Linked DNA regions of Homo sapiens: region 2 is linked to region 1. The links are chromatin contacts, found by Hi-C in ENCODE. All regions are on one chromosome and are shown on one strand. The core of a region is the stretch at or near the end of the contact, and the rest is flanking DNA. Distances in the headings are between cores, read along the strand shown. Region 1 has its middle 62 kb from the start of LINC02266. Region 2 holds the start of LINC02266 (long intergenic non-protein coding RNA 2266).

Region 1 (4,812 bases), core at 1,656-4,155:
AGTGCTTGTGAACACCGAGGCAGTGGACCTCCCCGTCTCTCCAGGAACCTCTTCTAACTGCCCATAGTGGCCAGCAGAAGGCAGGGCTCAGGGTGGGCTCTTTGTAGGTGCTCAATTGTTCCCTGATTCTGATTCTTCAGACTTCTTCGCTTTCTTCCTTGGTTGAAAAGGAGATGGTAAGACTATGGCCTTCAATAAATGAAATGCCACAAAAGGAAAATGATTTCGACAATTCAGAGAGAAGGGAATGCCTTAAAAGAAAATATTACACAAATATAATTTTTTACTATGTAATTTAGCTTTGAATTCTTTCTCTTATGTGAGGAAAACTGAAGAAAACAGCACCCAAGAAATAAGCCCTCTGTTTAATACAAGAAGGAAGCAGGGGGAAAAAGGTTAGTCAGCTGTATTACAGTGGTCGAATTCTTGAGTTAACATAAATAGAAATAGATACAGAAAATGAGGACCATATGGTGGGCTAGGCCACAGCCACCGTGTGTGTGTGTGTGTGTGTGTGTGTGTGTGTGTGTGTGCGCGCACGCACCCGGCCACCCGCTGAGAAAACTATTCAACTTAAAGTATCCCAAGATAGTAACTCCCCCTTTTTAATTACTGAAGCAAAGTATAATAGTCAATCCTTATTAAAGTTGGATTTCAATATTTCTACCATTCCTATTAAAAATAATGCTCATTTAAAAGGTGTAAGAAATACAGAAATTACCAAGAAGAAAGGGAAAATACACCCAAGGCCCACTACCTAATACAAACTATTCTTAAAATTTGTTGCACACCATTCCAGAAACCTCTGCATATAAACCTCTCTACTTAGAGGTGTTTCTGATCAGCTTAGAAGGGTCTCCAGGGATGGTGGAGGATAGCAGCCTGAACTGAATTGGAATCAGTTCTCCACTCTCCTAGAACAGTTTTTGATCCTTTTTATTCTTTGAACTATGTGTCTGTTTGTAAGTGAGCTTTGACTCACCAGAGTTGGAGAACCCAAGAGACGTTGGAGAGAGGTGGAAGAGATAATGTATACTCATTGAAAAAATCAGCAAGAAATGAGGAGAAGAGAAGGAAAGGAACAGCATCCACAAAAGCCATCCAAGAGGGAGAAAAAAGAGCAAAGTATGATCCACCAGCGGGGATTCTGTGATGCAGACAGGGCTGACTTACTATCGGGCACAGTGCTGAGGGGCTAGAAAAGTGTTTTAATTTCTTTAACATCAGAAGAAAAATAAATGAGCCTTTAGGTCAAGAAAAAAGGTTGTTTTTTGTTTGTTTGTTTGTTTGTTTGTTTTTTGAGACAGAGTCTCGCTCTGTTGCCCAGGCTGGAGTGCAGTGGCATGATCTCGGCTCACCACAACCTCTGCCTCCCAGGTTCAAGCAATTCTCCTGCCTCAGCCTCCCGAGTAGCTGAGACTATAGGCGTGCACCACCATGCCCGGCTAACTTTGGGCTTTCACTATGTTGGCCAGGCTGGTCTCAAACTCCAGACCTGGTGATCCACCCACCTCGGCCTCCCAAAGTGCTGGAATTACAGGTGTGAGCCACCGCGCCCAGCCAAGAAAAAGTTTCGATATATGATATTAGTGTGTTTATCATTATACCAACACAGTCATAAGATAATGTTTAATATATTTTTATGAGGAAGGGGTCCATGAAGGCAAAAGTGTCTAGGGCCCATAGAAGTCACAAAATGCACCCCTGGGTACACTCTCATGTCCCAAATGATTTAAATTTATTAAACATGTATGTGCTATGCAGTTTTTTGCCACCTGTGATATTCTTATTCTCATTTTACAAATGAAGACTCTGACGCCTGGAAGGCAGTGAAGAGAAAGAAAGTGATAGAGTTGGGGGCTACTCTCAGGTGTCCTGATCTTCATTTCAGTGCTCTTTGTGCAAAGGGTGCCACAGGAGGTGGCAGATATGGGGCAGGGACAAATATGGAAAGAATAGAATCAAAATTTAAAGTATGGAAGGATTTATAACTGGCCAAGTGTTTCCCCAGCCACCACATTTTCTTCCTGAGATGACACTTAGTTGTCAAAATGTATACTTTTAGGTAGCCCAAGAAGGTATAAGGGAAAGTGAGGGGATGGTGCTGCTGCCCAAGACAGACTCATCAGGGTGGTTATTATTAGTGCTTCACTTTCCTTTGTGATCATGTTCTATAAACATGAATAAGACATGACAGAAACAAAGTTTAAGCCCTTGGCATAAAGTTAAAGCCTTTTAAAGACATTTAGTAAGATTGCCAGTTGCTGAGTTGTTACTGTGTTTAAAGGAAGGCTGCATTAAAATTCAGTGGTGAGTTAAGGTTCTTAACTGATACATATGTGCTTTCTAAAAAACCCAGTTTCTCTCAGAAAGATTGTTTTTGTCTTTCATAAAATATATATATATATACACACACATATGTATATATATGTGTGTGTATATATATGTATATGTGTGTGTATATGTTTTGCTCCCTTTTGCTATATTATCTATAACCTAATTTATTCTGAATTTGAACTTGTGGTTTGATAGGTAGCCCAAATGAGTCATTCAAACAAAAAAAGACATGATCTCATGAGCACTATTTTAAACATTTACTCTATTATTCAGAAGTCTTCATGTTTCTAGAAACAGCCATCTCTGCCTCCCAGATGGTCAACTGTGGACAATGAGATAACCCCCGCAAAGGAGTGAGGAGAGGATAGTGCCTCTAGGAGTAAAGTACTGATAATCACACCTCAAAAAGCCATGCTGCTCTGGTCTGAGACAGAGACCGTCCCAAAGTCTAACTCTCCTAATAAACTATTAGATACTACATTAAAAATTAATTTGGACGAGAGTTACCCTGTGATTCACTTTATGTAGATCTAAGAAAGCAAGAACATGAGTTAGCTGACAGCTAACCCGGCAGCATGTTTTCCTTCTTAGCTGCAGGGGAGAATAATGTACAGGAAAAGGTGATGTAATGATTGTCTCACGTTCATTATTCTCTCCCAAATGAATAACCTTCCACATCAAGGATGAGCTCACTCACTATTAGTGGAATAACATCTGGTGAGCATGGGCCCCCAGCTGAACACGCTATTGGTTTGGGGTTATATTTAACCAGTAGAGACTCAACTATTGTTACATGTATCACATGTGCAGCCCAGTTATATTGCAAATATCTTTTTAAGGGGTAAGGAAATACTCCTTAAAGTATTTTAACATGCAAGCCTTTTCCTTATGAAACAAGGCACCAACCTATTCCAAAAGAGATCTTAGGCTATTATTAGAGTGGAATATCTGAGACATGTGACAGAAGCCTTGGTCCGCTTTGGCTGAGGCTCGGATGCTTGCCATAGCTATCTAAGTTTAAATTTCAAATCACGGATAGGAATCTCTCTCCTTCAATTTCCCTTCCCATTCTTAATTTCCAGGCAGGCCTGCCACATGGACAATGGTGGATTTTGCAGTGTAATCTCTCTAATAGATTTACTGTAAATGATGAATCATCCTAGTACTTAAATCTAATGAGTAATGCTGTAAGTCAATTTGGTTTTAAAAAATGCAGCCTAGCTAAGGTCATCAGTTAAATGTGCTAATACAGAGTAATGTAGATGTTCAGACACAAGCACAATCGGTCCTAATGGTCAGGAAGCCCAAATACTCTGGAATCTGCTGTTTGTCAAAACCTGTAGGAGAATTGCTCCCTGAAAATCATGACATTTAGAAAAGAAGATAAGAATTTCATTCCATCAGCATGAGGAACACTCCCTAAAGTTTAGGCTCCTCTGATTGTTCTCTTCATAAAATGTATTAACACTTTATTGTGAAGACATTAACAAGCTATAATAATTTTTATTTAAAAGACCAGTTATGAAAATAATACCTATTTATTGAAGAAGACACAAGAAATTCAGAGAAGCACAAATAAAATACAATGCACCCTGCTTCTAACCATGCAGACCTCTTGACCTATGTTAGTTTTTTTTATTTGAGTCTATGTAAGCATTTTCTCATGTTATTAGCTATTCTTCTATATTTTATTCTGAATGGTCATATAATGGGATATCATGTGACTGTACCATAATTTATCAAATCTGCTCTGTCTTGGACTCTAATTTCTTGCTATTATAACCAAGGCTGTGATAAAAGTCTGTGTAGCTAAATCTTTGCACACATAGGTGATTATTTGCTTAGGATAAATTTGCAGAAATAAAATTGTTGGGTCAAAGTGAATGTGTATTTTTAAGGGTTTCGATAACTGTTAAGGATACCATCATAAGAGAATGGGAGATTTGCTTCCTTCCCTGCAAATGGTATCCTCAAGATTAGAGATGTTGCCTAAGTCCCTCTGCCTCAATCAACCTCTGGTTCCTTATCTATAAAATAAGAGGGCTGGAACAATGAGAAAACAATGACGTTAATCCTGCCAAATGACTCTCATATATTACCTCATTTACTCTCTGTACGGTAATCCCCTGAGACAGGTTAAATGCCTTGGTGAAGTTCTATAGCTTGCAGAGAGAAGAGTCATAACTTGAACCTGGGTCTGCCCTCTCCAAAGCCCATGTTCTAACCTACCTACCTATACAGTTGCTTCCAGGGTTATCACTGTCACTCACTGATCCTGTACACTATGTGAGAGCCACTGTTCCAGGTGCAGGGGATTCACTGGTGAACTAAACAAAGTCCTTGACCTTGGGACTCCTAGTAGGGAGACAGATAGTAAGTTTATAATATAGTATCAGGCAGCAGTAAGTTCTATGGGAAAGATGAAGCAGGGAAGAAGATAAAGGATGGCTAGGATCCTGTTTTAGATAGAATGGT
Region 2 (4,812 bases), core at 984-3,483, 61 kb after region 1:
ACAGAAAGAAGACAAGAAGAGGAAAATCTAGGAATGCATGTAATCTTGATTTGGCCTATCTTGGAATTTACAATGTCTGGATCTGGTTGCAGTGTGATGCAGATGCCTTAGGATTCTTAACACAATCGTGTTATTTTTCAGTCATAACTGCACATAGATATCAGAAAAGGAAGATGGGGGAAGCTGAACTGAGTCATGAATATAGATTTGCTGGGATTTCAGAGCTAGCCCCTGTTCTCCATTTTTCCACAGAATTTCCTAGGAGTATTTGCTAATACTCTTGGTCATGGCTTGTTTCACTTAAATGTGTTTTCAGCCTGGTCCCTCTAAGCAGTGGTTCTAACTGCTGCTCCTCAGGGTATAAAATAACAAGTAAAAGCAGTTGACACCACCGACCGTAATTTTTGCCAAGAAATTTTTAAGCAAGTTCCAAATGGACCTGATGAATGCTCATATATTAGAGTACTGGACAAGGAAATTTCCAGGGACAGTAGCCTCTGCTGGCACCTCTTCCAGCCCTAAAGAAGTGCCATTTACCCAACAGGCTTCTGCCAAATGCTTCACTGCTCCCTAGAGTAACATATATTTACCTTCAGGGTTGTAGCCAGAGCTGTAAACTGCATGTTTTCAGTCCCCTAGGAAGGGGAATGTCTCAATAGAAATACGTTCAGTGCATCTAGGGACCCCTTTCTAAAATTTTTTCTTTGTAATCCTTTGTGACCTTAAGTTGATTCTTTGAAGTTTTATCTCAGATATACAGGATGCAGGAAGATGCTTACAATTCAATCAGATGTCAGGATTCTGTTTCTTTATATGCAAAGAAAAAAACTGGATGAAAAATTATTTAATTAAAACATACGGTCACAGTTCTTTCTGGACAACTTCTGGTAGTGATGCATCTGCAAAAAAAAAAAAAAGAAGAAATCTCAAAGCAACCAGATTTCTTCTTTGTTCTCTCTCTCAGATTTTCCTCTTTTGTTTTTTCACATTTGTATTTTTTTCCAACACCTGTAAGAAGTACTTTCTCTGTCCCCTTGTCTTGTTTGTAGAATTATCAGCAGTATTGCTCCTGACTGATGACCTCAACAATAAACAAATGTTTGAACAAGGCACATGCCCCTTGTTTCAGCTTTTATATTTCACTCTGGCTCTTTATTTCCCTTTAGAACCATGATGGTCAGAGCATACACATTTTCTGATATTTCTTCAGAATATTATATCAGGACACTGCTTTCATTTCCTTTCTTCATAAACTCTCGATTTCTACCAAATGGCTTCTGTGGTGAAAGAGTCTTTGGGCCTCCCTGTTGCCCATACCCAACCTTTGAGCCTAACAGTAGTTCTGGCTGGAGGATGCCCTTTAGCTCACAGTTAAGAACAAGGGGGCATTTTACCCCACCGCTGGTCTAGTTAATTTACAAACAAACAACAGAGCAAATGGCCCAGCTGCTGCGTGGGCCTTTTCCTGTGTCCATGTCTCTGACCCCCAGAGGAGTGGGTTTCCCATCACTACTAATGTCAACTGGTGCCTGATCATGATCCTGACTGCCCCTCAACCTTTGTTTTGAGTGATATGAATGTAATCCCATATATAACCAGACTCTAAATCTGAATTCACAAAGAACTATAATTTTCAAAATGACAGTGGCTGCTTCTTAACTCTTAGCAGTAATTCTTAAATCTTAGTGTGTTTCATAATGCAAACTCCCTGTTCCTTACCTCAGATAATTGAAACAGATTGTATGGGAAAGTGATTCCCAGGAATCTGTATTTTCAATAAGCAGCCCTAGGTACTCATGATGAAGGGAATCTAACAGACTAGTCTGGAAACATTGTCTTAGAAAGTGTATTTTTCTGGTTCTAATGATTGATAGGGAAAAAATGCTTATTTTAATAATAGTTTATTTTATTGGAAGATTTCATTCATCCAACAAATTATGTGCCAGGTTTGCACATTGTACGAAAACACTGGGATTAGTAATACAGCATTTCTCCCATCAAAGAACCTCAAATAATCCACTAGTTTCTTTTAACCTAATGATCTAATATTTAAGAGCTCAGGCTCTAGAGCCAAGCAGACCCGACACTGCCAATTACTAGTTGTGCAACTTGAGCAAATTACTGAAACCTTCTGAGCCTGTTTCCACATTTGAAAATGGGGATAATAATACCTACCTCATAAGATTTGTTGTGAGGAGCAAATAAGATAAGGCACGTCAAGGGTTCAGCACTTCTGATAAATGCAAGAGGAAGATAAGAGGGAAGGTCGCCTGAGAATCTCCGACAAGCATGCGCACTGGGAGGATGGGGTGGAGCCACAGGAAGTTCTAGCCCATTGCAGCGGGGAGGAGCCTGGGCTCTCCTGTTCCTAGGTGGGAACCTGGGATTCAATCTGTGAGGCAGGAAATCTGCTAACAGGACTCTCTCTTGCTTTGTGGAGAATTATTTTTCCTTTTACTTTTTGCCCACTAATTTCCATTTTTCCTCACCCTTCAAAGTGTCTGCATGCCTAACTCTTCCTGGTCATGTGACAAGAACCTGGTTTTTGCTTTTTTCTACAACACTTCTTTCACTCAAGTGTCTGGAACATAATAAGTGGTCAGTAAATGTTAAATAAGGATGAGGATGGCTAATGATAATCATGATATGACAACAAAAATACTATTTATAAGAATTAATTAGCTTCTTAAGAGTCTTACAAAGATAAATCCGTTTTCCTTCTCATATGAGGAAATTTTGCATTATTTCTTCTGACAGATATGCTACACAGACTTCACACCCCCAACTCAAAAGAGTGACCACTTATAAAAAATACGTATTTTGGGGGAAATCTAAAATCTGCCCATAGGAAACAGTCACAGGAAGTTCTTATTCCTTGGCCTCAAGAACCTCTCATTTGCCAAAAACGAATAGAAGATCTATAGAACACAAACTAATTTAAAATAAAATTCATTATAACTTTAGTCCAATAGGTGAGGTAAACAAGAAAGATTACTTCCAAAACATTTCTAATTCATAAGCATTTACGGAATAACTTTCTATATACATGCTCAAAACCATTCCTAAATGTAAGATTTGTTTCTTATATACATGTACACAACAACTGAATTATTTAATAATAATTCTGGTAGTTTTTGAATAAGTTTCAAAGTCAGTGCTACAGACAGTGAGTATTCTGGGAGTAAACAGAAGGAAGGGACATGGTGGGCAAGGAAGGTTCTGGAAAATAGAGGGTAGATTTCAGCAAGGCATTGAAATATGGGTGATAAGACTGGAATAAGGAGAAGATCTGTGCATGGGAGTGAAGCACCCCCTACCAAAGCAAAAAAAAAGAGGAAGGAGAATGCACTAGAGCATACCACATACCAAGTGAGGGAATGGCATTTTGAGTGACAGAACCAGATTCTCACACATGCTTGTCAGTTGGAGCCAAGCACAAAGAGGGATGAGAAAGAACATTGACCCCACAAAGATGACTGCGTCTCAAAGGAGGTTTCTAATCTAAAACACAGAACCAGTTTTCCCCAATGTACAGGCTGCCTACTAGAAGTAAATTAATTAACTTTGGAAGTTATTGTTATCTACTTTGATTTAACTACCATTATGTCTATCTTATTTGATGGGGGACCCAGTGCATGCAAATTTAATTTTCAAAACACACTGTAGCTATAAACATATAACCCAATTTTGATATTATACATTTATGTCAGTTGCTTACATCCAATCGTACCTACATGTGTATATGTCAGATTAATTTTGAATACCATATTTGGCTATAATATTTTACTGTGTTTATTCAGACTTTACAATATCATAATTTCTCCTATCTTCTGAAAATATTAGAGACATCCAAGTCAGGTGTGACCAAATTACATTTGAAAAAATTATAATTTACAATTGAATATCTTAAAGTCTATTTGACCAATGTCATTGGAGAATAAAGTTGCTAATATAGAGTGATCCAAACATATGTCATCAAAATACTTTCTCTGTAAACCATGAAATCCTCATTTTGACATTAATTTTGTGATGTATAGTCAACAGTAATATGATGAAAGAATTTGGAATGGATTATTGTGTTGTTTAAAAACCTGTACGGAAAACAATGTAATGAATATTGAAGTATGAACAAACTGCTATAATGCTACTGCTGCTGCTGCTGAAAATTATGGTGATGCCTAAACTTATTAGCATTCACTACCTACCTGGCACTGTTCTAAGTGCCATACACACATATGCATATATATTTATACTTCTTTACTTTGTTAGTGAGTACAAACACTATATAGAGACAACTAGCTTCTAATTTTTTCCAAGATGATGAGTTTCTACATTAATCCTGCATAAATTAATATATAAATATAAGTATGAACATATGCTTATAAATGTCCTTACTGAATGTAGTTCTAATGCTTGTGAGGAGATGAACTGAATGGAAATTGAAGAGTAAGGATTATTATATAGTCACAAAAATGAAGAAAATAAAAATATTATGAGTATAAAATTACATTAGTTTTCAATTTTTTATTGTGTTTATATATAATTCTATTAAATATGTGATATTAAAATTCAAAGTGAATGGAACACTAACTGAATATCTCAGGCCTTTGTGTTATACTGTGCAATTTTTATTTGAAATGTTTACCTGAGTCTTAATTTTGTCATTTTTTTAAAATGGGAGAATTGCATTGCTAATATAAAGTGATCCAAACATAACTCATGAAAATGGTTTCACCCTCTCTGTAAACCATGAATTTGCTGTAGCTGTATCTAGATTTTACTAAAATTCCCAGATAGATCTAACTAACTTTA

Evidence for each region. Hi-C counts contacts between places; a loop is a spot of excess contacts on that map.
Region 2: a loop to region 1 is called in a map of gastrocnemius medialis, with 2.0 times the contacts of the local background. The contact joins the promoter of LINC02266 here to the enhancer-like site in region 1. A Hi-C loop is called at or near these places in 1 of 168 maps with a recorded cell type or tissue (gastrocnemius medialis) and 1 of 37 single-sample maps with no recorded cell type.

The regions. Positions count from the first base shown.
Region 1 is chr4:145,276,311-145,281,122 of GRCh38, forward strand. No RefSeq gene overlaps it. Among named protein-coding and RNA genes, the nearest start is that of LINC02266, 62 kb to the right of the region's middle. Within about 2 kb of position 2,906, at least 4 of the 41 ENCODE cell types and tissues checked have a DNase peak (open chromatin) inside an H3K27ac peak, as active enhancers do.
Region 2 is chr4:145,338,186-145,342,997 of GRCh38, forward strand. LINC02266 (long intergenic non-protein coding RNA 2266) reads right to left here and starts at 2,234. Exons shown (of 4, transcript NR_147156.1): 1 at 2,176-2,234; 2 at 780-899.